Linked DNA regions of Mus musculus: region 1 is linked to region 2. Evidence: chromatin loops called from intact Hi-C (ENCODE). Cell type or tissue: left cerebral cortex. All regions are shown on one strand. Links, peaks and the distances in the headings refer to the core of each region. The heading gives the core; the rest is flanking DNA.

Region 1 (7,647 bases), core at 1,546-6,545, 270 kb after region 2:
GATAACCCCGAACTTGTGGCAGTCATCCTGCCTCAGCCTCTCGAGTGCCAGGATTCAGGGAAAACCTCACTGTGCCTAGCTTGTTTGCCTGTTTATTGTAGCACTAGGGCTCCAACCTAGGCCCTTGCCCATGCTAGGCAAACACAAACCACTGAGCTATATCCCAAATCCTAGTCGGTGTTATAAACTCTCATTTTATAGATAAGAAAAATAGTTCAGAGAGGTAAACTAAATTGCTTTAGTTTCCCTAACTAGTGAGTAATGAACTTAATTTCTTAAACAACCCATACCCTTTCCAGCACTCTCTGGATGCCTGTGGTGGTCTAATCTATAGACCAGAGTTACCATAATTAACCTATCAATCACTACAAATTATTTCATTAATACGCTTATGGTTGTGACATCTAGGGATGTTGGTGGTAGTGATTATAGCACTTTGAATACTAATGGCTCAAATAGGGTTTTGAGTATCTTGTTACCAGTTGGTGGAACTATTTGGGAGGGATTGGAGGCTGTAGCGCTGCTGTTGGAGGAGCTGTGTCTCAGGGGTTGATCTTTGAGGTTTCAAGAGATTTGTGGGATTCGCAGTGCACTCGTGTAGCTGCCAGCGACCACGGGGTACTGAGTTCCTGAAAGCAAAGATGGGGGTTTGGATGGGAAAGGCTTCGAGAGAAATAAGGAGCCAAGACAAAGTTCTCTGATCAAGGCCAATGTTGACTTATGAGTGTGAGCTTATAAAGGGGTGGGGACCACCCATCCCCCACCAGGCCAGCATCTCATTGCTTTGTCAGGATCACATCAGGAAGACAGGTTCAGTCTCTCAGCAGTAGTGGCATCTTGGAGGAAACCACAGATGTGGCAGGACAATAGACTTTACCTAGGTTGGAAGACTCCACCCTAGATGGGCTAGCTGGCTGTGGCAAGCTAGGTTTGAGGCAGCCTGCTCAAGGCTGGGGGAAGAACACACACTTCCAGCAATGGGACAAGGGGCTCTCAGAGGCTCAGCAGAGAGAGGCCCAGGACTTATTCCTCGAGTTGGTTCGCAACGTGTTCTTCAGTAACTAGTTGCCCTGTAACCGCAGCATCCTTGACACCCGTGATGCCAGGGAGTACCCTTTTATATTGATATGTGGCGGTTACCCTTTAGTCATTAGCTGATGGCTGGTTCCTTGTTTTCAGGTCTGGGCTACTGTGAATAACGCTGTCATGTTTTGCCTTTTATTTTATTTGTTATTGTTATTATTATTATTATTTGTTTTTTTCGAGACAGGGTTTCTCTGTGTAGCCCTGGCTCTCCTGGAACTCATGCTGTAGACCAGGCTGGCCTTGAACTCAGAAATCCGCCTGCCTCTATCTCCCAAGTGCAGGGATTAAAGGTGTGCACCACCACGCCTGGCCTTATGTTTTGCCTTTTAATGAATTGGAGTTAGGGTTTGATATACACGTACTAATACACAAACATGAAGGTTAAGGGGGAAAGAGGCAACCGAGACACACCCCAAAGCATGGGTGTGGTCTCAAGGAGGGTTGTTTCCTGTGCAAGGCCATATGAGAACAAATGGAGGTCTTCATTTTGTAGACGTTGTAGCAGAGTTGCTGTGTTGTATGGTAACTCTGTTTTTAGCCTTTTGAGGGCCTGCCCGCCTGTTTCCTAAATGGGGCTACATAATTAGTTATATTCTGTCCCACAGGGTTGAGCAGATTCTTGTTGCTTGCCTTTTGTTTTTGAAGGAGAACCAGGAAATCAAGGCGTTATGTTCTGAGCTACATAGATCTCTGCCTCCAAGAGTTGGTGATTACTGGGGCGGACCACCCTGCCTGGCAGAAGCCAGGTCTGGTTTGGGCGTTGAACCCAGGGCCTTGTGAATGTACAAAAGCATGCCACCAATGATGGGTAATCCCAGGCTCCTGGGATTTGTCCACATATTCGCCAACACGTTATTGTGTGTGTGTTGAGCTATTAACTTATTGGTTGTGAGATGAATCTCATTGTGGTTTTTTTTTTATTTTATTATCTAAAATTTTAGACCTAATGATGTTGAACATCTTTTTATGTACTCATTACTCATTTGCATGTCTTTTTCCAGGAGTGTCTACTTGAGCATATTATTTTTTGTTATTGAATTGCAACTTCCATTCTTCCTTCCTTCCCCGCCCCTCCACTCCCCCTCCCTCCTTGAGCTGGCTTCCAGAACTGAGTAAAAACCTGCGGGAGGGGAGGAGAAACGGAGTAGGTTCAGCAGCCCCTGCTCTGCTTCCTGGTCTGTGGCGTGTGGGAGTCCCAGTCACTTGTCCCTGCTGTCACAACCTCTGCTGTGCCCTGCCATGATGGACGGACCCTCCTGGACCCTGAGCACAGATGAACCTTGCTTCCCCTAAGTCGCCTCTGCTGGATACCTTGTCATATCAGTGAGAAAGGTTTGTAATACAACCAGAGGCTCCACAAAGGTGGATATTAAAAATACAAAATCGGGCTGGCGAGATGGCTCAGTGGTTAAGAGCACTGACTGCTCTTCCGAAGGTCCTGAGTTCAATTCCCAGCAACCACATGGTGGCTCACAACCATCCGTAATGAGATCTGATGCCTTCTTCTGGAGTGTCTGAAGACAGCTATGGTACTTACATATAATAAAATAAATAAATCTAAAAAAAAAAATACAAAATCGACAACCATTTTAATTTTTAAGCGTGGATTGAGATTTCCTTCCAGAGTGGCAGATCGCTGAAGCATCTTTCTCTTCCAAAACAAAACCATCTGCCTGGAGAAAATGATACACCAGGCAACATTTTCAGCAATCGTCTCAAGGATACACAGCAAATGGAGAATCATCCTGGCAAGAACATTTTCTAAATCTCAATCTCAACAAGGCTCAGTGGGAGTCTGTGGCATATGAGCGGCTGTTTTCTCCGTGTGCCCTGCCCCCGCCCCCGCCCCCTAGTTCTAGAGAATAGTCTATGCCAAGTTCTCTACTCTGGGTAGGATGTTCAAGGGGGTCTTGCCACTGCATTTCCCATAGGGCTGTGGTTTCACCCCTGGGAAGGGCAAGCCAACAGCAATCAGCCGCCTTCCCCACCCACACCCATCACTGAGATTCAAGTCCTCCACCTGTGGAGGCAGCAGAAGCAGCTGTGATTCCCACTCTCCTCACCTCCTCCTTCCTCCATCCCCTGATGCTCTCCACCTCACTCCTGCTCTGAGGTTTCAACTCCAACTGCACCAGACCCAGAATGCAGGGTTGCAGCTGTCTCTTGCCCAGATTGCTTACACAGAGGAAGTTCTATCCTGGAACGCTAATATCCGGAGGAAGCCCAGGCTCTACTTCCTACCTCCCACCTTCCTGTCCTTTGTGTCTGCTTATAGAATCACGTGTCACACTAGCTCAGGAAGAAAATGAGCTGCTCCCTATACCCCTGACCACTGAGTACAGAGGAGGAAGCTCCGTCCAGAAAGTAATTCAAGGCAAAAATCTTCCCTGATCTTTCTAAGGAACTAGCCTTATTTGGAACGGTTTTTAAATCAGGGTCTCTTTCTGTAGCTCTCTGGCTGTCTACTCTCTGTGTAGGCTGGGACTTCTCGGAACTCACAGAGATCCATTGGTCTCTGCCTCCCCAGGGCTGAGATTAAAGGTGTGTGCTGTCATTCCCAGCTAACCATGCATTCTTGGTGGAGAATTTCAGAGGAAACTCAAAGCTCATGATATAACCAGTAGCCTGCACAATGCGGAACATTCAGACATTTAACAGAAGCTGGGAAGACACACAAAGAATCCCATGGTATCATATGCCTGCCATGTTGGTTTGCAAGCAACTGGCCTGGACCCACTCAGGAGCAAACAGATGACCCCAAGAGAAAGACTGAGAGCCATTTCTTAGCCTATACACAAACCCATCAAAGGGCAGCAGAAACCTCCGGGTACTCAGGCCATCACCCTAACTTCTGAGTAGTGTGACTAGTAAGCCACTCCGACCCAGGTCAACTTCTAGGATGCTAGGCTTAAAAGAGCAAAGCCGCCCGGCATGGTGGCGCACGCCTTTAATCCCAGCACTGGGGAGGCAGAGGCAGGCGGATTTCTGAGTTTGAGGCCAGCCTGGTCTACAAAGTGAGTTCCAGGACAGCCAGGGCTATACAGAGAAACTCTGTTTTGGAAAATAAATAAATAAATAAATAAATAAATAAAACAAACAAAAAAAAGAACAAAGCCATGTGCCATAATTTCTTCAGATTGTACTTTAAAAAATCTTTCACTCAATCTTCCAACCTTCACATTTCCGGTTTGCTTTGGAGACCCTAATTAAAGTCAGATGTCACTTAATGATAGGCTGAGTTCTGGGGAAGGTAATATTAAGACATTTTTGTCATAGTACAAACACAAAGTGTGTTTACATAAACTAAGACAGCTGAGACATCATTGGGCGGCCTAATGTTATGGGAGCCATGTTTGTACATGTGGTCTCTCATAGACTGAGCACTTTCATGTGGCTTTTTACACTTTATATATGAGAAATGAGAACATTCCAGTAAAGGAGTTTGCTCATGAGCTGGAGAGATGGCTCAGCATTTAAGAGCCAGATTTTGTTCTCAGCATCTATGCTGACATTCACAACCATCTCTAACTCCATTTCCGGGGATCTGACACCCTCTGCTGGCCTCTGCAGGTACTGCGTGAATACGGTACACATACATAGTTGCAGGCAAACACTCATACATATAAAATGAAAATAAATAATTTTTAAAAAGAAGCTTGCTTAAGTATGTTTCTCTAATTGTTGTTTACAATTACCCCAAAGGAAAAGTACCCTAAATATATTCAAAACCCATTAGCTGGCAAATGGATAAACAGTGTATGTTAGATCTCTTCAATGCAATGTTTTTGACCACACAAGGAAAGCTATTGGTACCTAATGCAACCCTGATAATAATTTTATGCCTGTAGGATATATAACTTGTTTCTGTTTACATGAAAGATCCAGAGCAGGTAAGTCTGTCAAAACAGAAAACCGTTAGTCTATGTCTATGGCCTAGGGAGGCATGGACAGAATGGGTCAGGAAAAAGTATCAAATAACTGGTAACACTCTAGGCTTTCTTTATATGTGATGACATTTTCTAAAATTAGAGGCTGGGGAGATGGTTGGTGGGTAAAGGGCTTGCTTGAGGACCTGAGCTCGGAGCCCCAGCATGTCTGCAGTAGGTGGATACAGATGGATTCCCACTGGCCAACAAGCTTAGCCTAATTAAAAAGCTTCATGTTTATTTAGAATTCCTGTATCGATAAAACCAGGTTGAAAGGAATTGAGGAAGGCACTTGACCTGTGACCTCTAAAACTAACGCTAACAGTTACTCAACTCTCAGATTCACAAACCTGCTTTTAAACAGGCTATTGCATGTAACTTATTTCTCAATAAATCGTGTTTTTTAAAAACAAGGGTTGGTCAATAGATCTAAGGCCGTAGTTACACAGATACTAAATCCTAGGCATCTGCTGTTCAACGTGATGTCTGGGGTGAATGAAAAAGTGATGGATTGCCTCTGTCTGAGCAGAACCCTTTTGAACAAATAGATATAAAACCATTTTGCTTCTTGGATAAAGTTCTGAGATTTTTTTTTCCCCTCACCTACAGAGTTTGAGATTTAGTGAGGAAAGGAAGACTGGCTAGCAGTGTCATAAAGAATAATGGGTTACAAAGAATGGTGTCTTACAGGTGCCTTCAGAAATCAAATGCTGTCTGGCTGCCATCACTCAGGGCCATCCTCATATTCATGAAGGATGCTCTATCCACCATCGAGAGGACGGTCACCAGCATCACCAACCGACCCCACCCCAACTGCTGAAGAAGATCATCCTGTGGATGACTTCAGCTCCCACGGGGAGCATTCTGAGGGAAGGATGAAAAACCATGATTTCCATTGGTCATGGAGTTAGCAATTAGGAGTTTGGAACATGGGGAGTGCTTTCGGGAGGGGAAAATAAAGGATAATTTAGTAAGGGTCTATCTGTGCTGGGCTTATTTAAACTTCATGAAGCCAGGAGGACAGCTCATCATCTCAGTTGTGCAAGGAAGGATACAAAGACACAGAAAAGCACTGTGTGCCCAAATTGCATGATAGGTCAGTGTAGATTGGGGGTCAGGCACAAAACCGTGGGACTCCAAAGTCACCTATGCTCTGAAAATGCACCGTGATAGAGACCAGAGGGTTGAGACCCAGGCAGGCTTGTCAGCTTCGCCACTGGGGTGCACAGTCATGATGGGTCTGAGGGTTTGCCTTCTAAATTCACAACCCCAGTTTCTTGTCTTAAAAGATCCATCCTAAAGTATTGTTAGATCTCCAAGATTTACTTTTTGTTTTTTTTTATAGGCAAACTGTGGCTGTTGATGATTATAATTGTGCTACGAAGGACGGCCAACGTGATTTCTTAGTGCTACCAATTTTGGGTAGCAAATAAAAAGAAACCAGCATTAAATTACAAAGGCAGAGATGTGGGCTAATGATAAGGACGGACCTTAGATTGTGTTGGACTTTTGAAGTGGCAGGCCTCTGCTCTCTTCGTGGCCATCTTTAAAGGCGAGACAGATGAGAAGGTTGTTTGAGCTTGAGGTCACTAAGGAGAGACAAAGAGAGAGGGCAGAGCTGAAAACTCAGCCCCCGAGGAAACACTTCTCTTCACTCACAAGCATCTCCAGTCTACCAGTGTAACTGATTAAATGAGAACGGAGAACACATTTTACAGAGCGAGAGAAATTTCCCTGGAAATCATGAATGAGACCTAGTTTCATTCATTTCTGGTTGTGGAGATGGGTCTCAACTTGCACCCTGGTTCTGCTGCTAAGAAAAGGGAGACCCAGACATGTACCCTGGATACCTGAAGGTCCAGATCCCACTTGGTCCTGTCTGAGGGGACCTTAGACAAGACCTCTCACTTCTCTGGGACTCAGCCTCTTCATGGAGCTGATGCAAGGCAAGGGTTGAGATGGAAGACCTCAAAAGACCTCCTCAGCCCTATATCTATAACCCTATATCTATAATCCTGTGCTCCCTGGGGGGGGGGGGCGTAAACCTTAATTCAAGACTCTGTAGTGGGGCAATAACGCTGACAGTACAAGCAAGATCAGCAGATACATGGAGAAAAGCCAAAGCTCCCTATTGTCCCAACTGCCACCGTCATGTGACTAATCAAGTATCATTCTCACTTGGGCCTGGAATCAAATTACGTCTCTGTTAACTTATTCTAGTTAGAATTATTGTGGCAGGAAGGTGTGTGGGCTTGCACACGCCACTATGCATAGATAGAGGGAATGCTGTCAAATGGAGCAGAATGGCTCCAAGGGTCAGCAGGATGGCTCAGTGGACAAAGTTGCTTGCCTTCAAGCTGGAGGACCCCAGTTCACTCCCCAGGAAACCACACAGTGGAAGGAGAGAACTGGCTCCCTGTGGGTTTTCCCTGTCTTCCACACGTGTGCTGCAGTATGAGCGAATCTCCACTACAGAATGAATAGAAAGGTAAGTAAGTAAGTGAATGAATGAATGAATGAATGAAAGAAAGATAAAACCATGCAAATTTTAGTGCTGTAGCCACGTAAGTGTTGATTTTAGGAGCTGGCTAGTCCAGCTGTTACAAATATATATATATATATATATATATATATA
Region 2 (8,430 bases), core at 1,701-6,700:
GTTGCCCCGTGAATGCTGGGAACAAAGCCCAGTACAGTTAGGAGCAAGTGCTCTTAGTTGCTGAGCCATCTCTGCAGCACCCTGTGCATTTTTAAATATGAATTTAATTTTCAAGTTTATTCAAAATGTGTCCAAAATGTTTGGTTTTTTTTTTAGAAGAGGTAAATATATGTTGTAGTATGTGCATTTGCGTATATGCACATTCATGTTTACACATAATGAGTTTATGAGTTAATGCACAGAGGTTGTGTATCTCGTAAGCTGTACCTTACGTGAAATGGGTCTTCCTAGGTGAATATACCCAGGTTTAATGATCGGCTAGCTACAGAAGGACAGATGGAACACTCACCAGTCTGGGAAAGCAATGGACAGAACTGCTGGTTTTGTGCTACTGTTAAGAAATACCTGAGCTGGGTGTGGTAGCACACGCCTTTAATCCCAGCACTTGGGAGGCAGAGGCAGGCAGCTTTCTGAGTTTGAGGCCAGCCTGGTCTACAGAGTGATTTCCAGGACAGCCAGAGAAACCCTGTCTCGAAAAAACAAAACAAAACAAAACAAAACAAAACAAAACAAAAAGAAAGAAAGAAAGAAAAGAAATACCTGAACCAATCAACTTACAAAGAAAAAAAGCTTCATTTTTGCTTACCATTCTAGAGGTGCTAACCCAGGACCACATAACCCTGTGGTTGGAGGCCTGGGGTGAAGCAACTGTTGGTGGCAAGGCATGGGCAGAGTGGAACTTCTCTCCTTAAGCTAAGAAGCAAAACATGCAGGCAAGGACCTGGAGTCCATCGTCCCTTCAAAGATACCGTACCAGTGACCTATCTAAACCCTCCCAAAGGTCTCACCCCCTCCTACTAGGGTATTCATTCAAATCTAAACTATAGCAGGCTCCAACATGCCTTCCCTGTTTTATGCAAATACTGCATAACAATATCCCATCGGTGTAAGGGTGGCACCTGGATGAAGTATTGTTTATGAGATGGTACATCCTTTGTCCTCATGAAGGATCTCCAAATAGGTCGTTCTAACCAATGACTCCCCAGGCTCAAAACCCAGACCAGACCAGCTTTTTCAAGGGTATTCTCCAAACTGCAGAGCTGCCTTCAGGCTGAGCAGGAAGCTCCAGGAGTCCAGCTTTCAGTTCTCACCCATGCTGGCTTTGGTGGCAGCTAAGCCATTTATTCCCCTGCATTTGAGTCCTCATCCTTATTCCTGTTAGTAACCCCGATAAACGCGTTGTTCACCAAGCTGAACTCTGATAGAATCTGTACTTTGAACTTTTGTCAATTCTGTTTCCCAAATGGAGCGAGCGGTCATTTGTTCACAACTCCCCAGGAAAAGTGTCACCCAGCAATCCTGCTGCCTTGTCTCACATGGGAGTAACACTGTCTATTAAGGACATATGCTGTAGTTTAGAGCTTACCTCCCCTCACATGTGGAAGGTCTGGTCACCAGCCGGTGGTGCTGGTGGGAGGTAAGGTAAGAGGTGGGGCTTCGTGAGAGGTCCTTAGGTCACTGGGGGTGTACAGACTAGTTGGGCCTCAGCCTCTTTTTCTGCAAGTAAGTGGCTTTCCTCTGCCACAGGTTCCCACCACAATGTGCTGATGAGCTGCCACAGACCTGAGAGCAGCTGCCTTCTGCGTTGTGGACTAGACCTTCTAAAGTGTGGCTCAAACCTTTTATCTTCATAAATTGATCAGGCCCACTCTATGTTAATAGTGAAGGAATGCTACTATGATGTGTATCTGGTTAACTGAAGATTAATACGATTTATGTCTGGTTAACTGAGATTTCAGTATGGTTATGCCAGTGTGTCTTTTTCAAATTCTTTTTCCTTTTCCTATTCTGTTTCCCCCAGATTTTCCAATTTTACTCGTGTGTCTCAACATGCATTTATGCAGTCACACAAAGAGGACAAGAGACAGAAGCTGAGAGAAGTCTTATTTTTATTTAAAACACAAGGACAGAAGTGGGGTTAGATTTTATAAATAACTATAAATATAGAGTGATAGGCAAAAATCTTTCAAATAAATAAATAAATATTGCCACATGTGAAGGGACCTAAGGAATTACAAGATGACCTTGGCTCTGCCAAAAAAGAAAGCCCCGCGGTGGTTCTGGGCTTGTGAGTTTACAGCCAGTTTGCTACTCAAGTTCTTTCTGGGGTTTCCCACGTGGTTGCCTCAGTGGGGAGGCTTCTGGTAGCTGGTGTACAGGCTAGTACCCCAATGGGAAGTGAAAGCCAGTGCGGAAAAGGGTTGGGGTTCATGGCATCTACTGCTGTGCACAGCGTTAGTACTTCAGGGGTGGAACTGGCCGAGTTGCCTGCTATTGTTGCCTGCTGTTCATCTGACAAGCAAGAGCAGTGGATCCATTTCTAAGGCTGTGTACAGGAAGACAGTGGAAAACTCAAAGCTGTCTGAAGGACTGGGCCATTACTGTGCCCTTCTGATTCTCATTTAAATAGAGGTAGACAGGAGGTGCCCTTTGTTGAAGTCGATTACCAGCTAAGGTGCAGAAGCGGGGAGAACCTTAAAGCCTGCCTAACACTTCTTGCTGTTCACTGTGAGGCTATGCTCACCCCAGGACAGCCCTGGAGTTTCTGGGACAAATGAAAGATGTCTTTGTTTAATGCCCTAAAAGTTCCCAAGAGTAGCTGCCATTTTGGGGTTAGCTCCTGCAGGAGTCCTCCCCTGACTCTACCTAGCTAATCCTGGATCCCATTTTACTTAGGAAAACAAAAACAAACTTAAAAAAAACAAAAAAACAAAAAAACAAAACAAAACAAAAAAAAAAAAACCTCTTTTTTCCCTTTCCTCTTCACAGAAACCCTAACCTAGAACAATCCGAGGTCTCAAGGACCCTTCTCCCCCACCCCACCTCCACCCCCACCCCGGGCACATTCGCTTAGAATATATTACAAGTCAACCTGCTAGCGGAGGCTTTCACTAAAAATGCCTCTTTAGAGAGAGTTCGAGCGTTTGCATTTTGCAAAACACCCTAGCAAGGTAGACTTTGCTGAGCCAGGGCAAATTCAAAAGCTACTGACTGGTCCTATCACAGAATCATTGGCGAATCATTCCTCAGGGAGGCTGAACTCTGAAATGTGTTCGGTTTAGGTGTCCTTGTCAGCCTCCCGCCAATCCAAAGCTCTTCCCAAAGAGAAGAAATGCGCGTCTTTCTTCGACTTGCCTAGTGAAGACATTAAGGTCAAGGTGCTCAAACTCAAACACCCGTGAATCCCAGAATAGTAACTAGAAGCTGCAGAGATGGCCTCTTCCCTGTGTTCAAGGCGTGAACTCTTTCCTCGTGCTAACTGATCGATTAAAATGCTAGGCAAGAGACCCGGCTAATAAAGGCCAAGTGTCTGGTTTACCTGTTAGTAAAATAAAATAAAAAGAGCTTCGTGTCTAGTTTACCTGTTGGGGTCTTTAAATCAGATTAACATTTAAAATTACATGTATGTGTGTGTGTGTGTGTGTGGATGTGTGTGTGTGTGAGTACAGATTCCCCTGGAGCTAGAATTACAGGTATTTGTGGGTGCTGAGAACTGTCTGCGCCACCTCTCCAGCCTCCCACCGTTGGCTCTTAATTCTGAATAGCGGTGCCTGGCTGGAACCTCGCAGGTGACTCTCAGGCCCATAGGGAAGGGAGAGAAGCAGACATCCTCGAGGTACCCTAGTCCTTCCTCTACGTGGGCTGAACCGACTGGAGGATGGAGGCGGACGCAGCCTGGCCTGGGGACCTAGACGAACCTGGGAAAGGGGCGACACCTATCCGCGCCTCCCGCGCCCCCGCGAGCATCTCCACGGCCTCTGCGCAGCACCCCCAGAGGATCGCTGGCTGCGGGGCCACCTTCCTCTGCGCTCGGCAGCTCGCGAGAGCAGGATACAGGCACAGGCGTGGCGCGGGGCCGCGGCTTGAGCACGTTCAGTGGGTCGCGCTCCGGTGGGTCCTCGGCGCTGCGCGTGTGGCGCCGTGGGCGAACAGTGTAGAAATGCAGCAGCGGGACCTCGTTCCTGCGAGCCAGGAACTGGGAGAAGGGCGGCGGGTTGGTGCCCGGCTGGAAGATGCGCTTGGCGCGGCCCAGGCTCACCAGGTAGTGATGCTTCTGCGACAAGTAGACGTCATAGCCATTCTCCAGCGTCCACTGGCGGAACTTGCAATTCTCTGGGCTGAAGTGAAGCTGTAAGAGAAAGGAAACACAAGAAGTTGAGGGCCGGCGCTCCGCTAGGGGGTGATGCTCAGCCCAGCTCTGCACCTCCCTCTTAGGAAAGAGCTGAACTTGGCTCAGGCTTCAGGAGAGTGGCTGCTATTAGGGCTCTGGAGGGCACTTCCGGGAGACCTTGGGCTAGCGTGCCCAGCTTGCTGGGGCAGTGCCTAGAAAGACCTGATGACGTTCTTCTTGTTCAGTGCCCGCCGCAGGGAGAACTAAACATTCCTATTCTCATTCATATTCATATCCATTCATTCTGTTTATATCTCTGTCTGTCTCTATTATCTGCAGGGAGGACTAGACTAACATTCATCTTCAACCCCTGCCCCCTCGTCCCTCTATCTCCTTCCCGGGGTTTGACTAGATTTCACCGACGCTATGAAAGTACTTTACCACTGAGATACATTCCCAGCTTTTATCTTTGCTCCTTTGTGTTTTCTTTTCTTCTTTCTTCTTTTTCTTTCTTTTTTCTCCTCCCTTCCTTCCTTTCTTCTTTCTTTCTTTTCTTTTTTCTTTCCTCTTCTTCCTTCCTTCCTTCCTTCCTTCCTTTCTTTTTTTTGAGGCAGAACCTCACAGTTATCCAAAATGGTCGTGAGTTCTGATGTGTAGAGGGAGACCTCGAACTTTCAGTTCTCCTGCCTCAGACAACCAAGTAGCTGGGATTGACAGTTCGAGCTACTGGGCCTGGGTTGTATACCTTTTAAAATTCTGCTGGCTGGAAGGTGGTTGTGGCTTGTCTCTTTGCCTAGAGGCTGGAATTGGGATGGACTTTGAAGGGTCAAAAAGAAGTGGGGGTACTGAGATCAAGACATAGTGTAGGTTGGAGATCGGGGACAGGAACTTGCTAACAGATATTCTGGATCTGAACCTTATTTGCCCATTAGTACCGAGTTTTATTGAGTGCCTACCTGGATCTTTAAACACTACATTTGTTTCTTAAACTGCACAAAGAATTGTAGAGGTGAGAGCTTTCTGTGTGTGTAGCTACCTATCTACCCTGGTCAGATGGTGTTCTATCTAGTTGCTGGGAGGTGCACAGCAGTAACAAAACAGACAACTTTTACCTCAGGAACCTTGGTGTGGGCATTGAAAAGAGATTCCTGAGTCACCCAGTCCTTCTTCGTTTCTACCTCAACATTATTGGGACTATAATTACCTTTAGGGTCAGAAAACCTTGATTTATGATCTGAAGGACCAGCTACCACCCCGGAGGCACAGGAAATTAATTGGAGGTCATTAATAGGAGGGAGAGCTACAGGTCACGTTGTTCATTTCACTTCAGTTACCTGAAGTCCCAGTTGGTAACAGAACTGAGAAGACCCCCAAGAGCCTCTCACCCTTTCTAGTGTATAAATTAAAAGCATGAATTGATGTGGCTTTAGAACTCACAACATACTAGGGACTGTATGCCACGCAAGAATGGGCTATAGGGGGCAGGGCCCAGAGCCTCACTCCAAACCCCGGCTGTGAAATCTTGAGCATTTCCTACTGAGACTGAAAGACCAAGGGGCACTGTAAATGGAATCTCTAAAGCCCTGATAAGAAATACAGTAAGGGATGGAGAGATGGCTTAGAGATTAAGAGGGTGTAGGTTCTCCTGTCCCAGAGTTCAGTTCCTACGCATAAACATACAATTTTAAAAATCAAATCTTAGAGAGAGAGAGAGAGAGAGAGAGAGAGAGAGAGAGAGAGAGAGAGAGAGAGAGAGAGAGAGAGAGAAATATAGTCATCATAATGTGATGACCAATACATAGAGAAACTCACCGATCCAAAAATGTTGCCGTGGAGATCCATACAAAGGAACCTTCGAGTCATGGCTCCTGTTATCACCACAGAGCCGGCGTCCTCTGATGTAATCATCAGGGCACCTGTAAGAGGACCTCTCAGGTCAAAATGCGCAGTCGTCCCTTCCTTGAAATGCTTTCTGAAAAGACACCTCAGAGACACCTCTCTGTGGGGATGGCATTACACAGCTCCTCCCTGTCTAACTGTTCCTCTCATTTCTATGACTCCAACCCCAACATCAACACTTACACACCTCCTGCTTCATCCTACTGCATGCACACCTTGATCTCCCAATATCCTGTATCCGTGTAGCACACAGATCGTCCTCCACCTGGCTGCCATGTCCCTCTTTGCCTGATTAGTATCTTTTAGTATTTGGGGCAGCCATTGTGTCTGTCTAGGACATCTGTTTCTAAAGTCTTTTTTTAAAAAAGATTTATTTACTTTATTATATGTAAGTACACTGCCTCTGTCTTCAGATACACCAGAAGAGGGCATCGGATCTCTTTACAGGTGGTTGTGAGCCACCATGTGGTTGCTGGGAATTGAACTCAGGACCTTTGGAAGAGCAGTCAGTGTTCTTAACCGCTGAGCCATCTCTCCAGCACCCAAGACATCTGTTTCTATGATTTTAAAATCTATGTTGAATTTTATTCAAAGACTCAGCTGTATGGAGCCTGGTTCTCCCCCACCCCCACTGTCCCAACCTGTATGCTCAGAGTTGATTTCTCTTCCCTGCCAGTTGAAGTTGCTTAACCTTCAAGGCCAGCAGCAGCCATTTCTGTGCCTTCTTATTTCCCTAATCAGAACTTATCATCTTCAGCATCGTCCCCTGCCGTTACTACAGTGTGTGCCCCTTACCTGGCTTTACCATATTTGCATGCCTAAAACCTTTCTCCAGAGGAGCAGGGCCCTTCCCCATGTTTAATAGATATCAGGGATAGATAAAATTTGCTTTTTTGGACCCAGTCCTTTGTGCTTTTCTCACTTGGAGTTTTGTTTTTTTTTTTTTTTTTTTTTTTTTTGTAGATGCTGGTCCTGGACATCTTTCAATAGCCCCTCTTAAAAACTTGCCTTTGACTAAGGCCTGACGCATGCTTGTATCATCTTCACTTAAACAGTAGCCAACACCTTTAAATGGGCATTCTGTACTAAATGTAAGATTAAGTCACACTGTATTTTAAAATGAATGGTGATTCAGCAAGACTTGACATTTTCTGTTAAAAATAATTTACTTAGATGTTTGAGGACACTTCCAACTGCCTGTTGGAACTTCATTTCACAGCCCCAAGGAGCCTGCCGCAATCGAATCCTTCTTGAGAGAACACGGTCTGTGCCTAGCATATGGTAAAGCATCATGAGGTGATTTGAAGCCTAAGGCCTCTTTCCTACCCCATGTAGACTCAAAACAAAAACTTTCAAGGGGAGTGAGCAGGCGAAGGTTAGATGTTGCCTAACTACAGAAGCTGGTACAGACCGAAGCTGGCTGGTGTGCTCAGAGGGAATGAGGGTAGACATGAGTCTGGGAAGATGATGGCAAAGAGGACCAATCAGGAACACTCATTTGTTGTGAGTTAGCATTTTGGAAAACTGGCAATTGTGGAGAGGTACCACACGTGTTCTTCCAAATGATGTCTGGCTACATGTCTCAGATATATGTCTGATCTTATGTAAACCCAGACATACATATGAAATACAGAGGAATTTATGTCCTGAGAGCTTTTTGGCTCAATCACATGGGGGACAGGAGATTACATTTAGTAAAGTTGTTTTTTCCTTTCCTTTCCTTTTTTTTTTGTTTTGTTTTTGTTTTTTGGTTTTTTGGTTTGTTTGTTTGTTTGTTTGTTTGTTTTTTATGTGTGCCCTTTTAAGTACATTATTTTAAATTCTCAGAACAACTGTTAGTTTGTTAAAATTAACATCATTATCATTTTAGTAGTTGTTGAAGCATCTATAAGAGACAAATCAGGATTCAAACTCAGGTCAGTGTCATCTTCCTGCCCTGCGACTGTGGTCTTCAAAAGAGAAAGTGCTAAAAAAACAAACAAACAAGTGTCTGTGCCCAGGAGGGGTAATGGCCCCCTGTGTGGCTCCTTAAATACCCTGAAGCCACAGGAGTCTCCTTGCCACAGCTCCTGTCACCAGAGCATAACACAGCAGTTCCATTCTGTTTTGCAAGGTTACCACCATCAAATGAGCTAATGACTTTAAAATATCCGACCTGACAGTTGACCATTCCCACACCCTGACATCATGCCAGCCTGCCTGACAATTGGAAGCACCGCAGACAGTGAGCACAGTGTACAGACCCTAGTGCAGGGCCAGTCTTAGTGGAAAACTCACTGCAGAGTAAGGGAGTGACTTCCAGGGGCCAGGGCCGGGGGCGCTTGGGCTTTTTAATGAAACCAACAAAAGCTAGCAGAAAA

What was found. A loop is a pair of places that touch in the nucleus more often than their neighbours do. Peaks named below come from ENCODE experiments on the same cell type or tissue, not always from the same donor. Only the 100,000 strongest peaks of a DNase experiment are listed, where the experiment ranks them.
Region 1: it touches region 2 in a loop (2.1-fold over the local background); 2 of 42 quality-filtered maps call a loop at or near these places.

Annotation. Positions count from the first base shown.
Region 1 is chr6:126,803,967-126,811,613 of GRCm38, reverse strand. It overlaps the pseudogene Gm29788. Among named protein-coding and RNA genes, the nearest start is that of 1700018A23Rik, 14 kb to the left of the region's middle. In left cerebral cortex, for the core only: a CTCF peak has its summit at 4,635 (motif pointing left); DNase peaks (open chromatin) are centred at 2,832 and 3,186; H3K27ac peaks cover 1,376 bases.
Region 2 is chr6:127,075,797-127,084,226 of GRCm38, reverse strand. It overlaps Fgf23 (fibroblast growth factor 23), which reads right to left. Exons shown (of 3, transcript NM_022657.4): 2 at 5,984-6,087; 3 at 1,931-4,189. The coding sequence ends at 3,749. Among named protein-coding and RNA genes, the nearest start is that of Fgf23, 7.1 kb to the right of the region's middle. In left cerebral cortex, for the core only: a CTCF peak has its summit at 4,224; a DNase peak (open chromatin) is centred at 4,180; H3K4me3 peaks cover 1,147 bases; H3K27ac peaks cover 1,133 bases.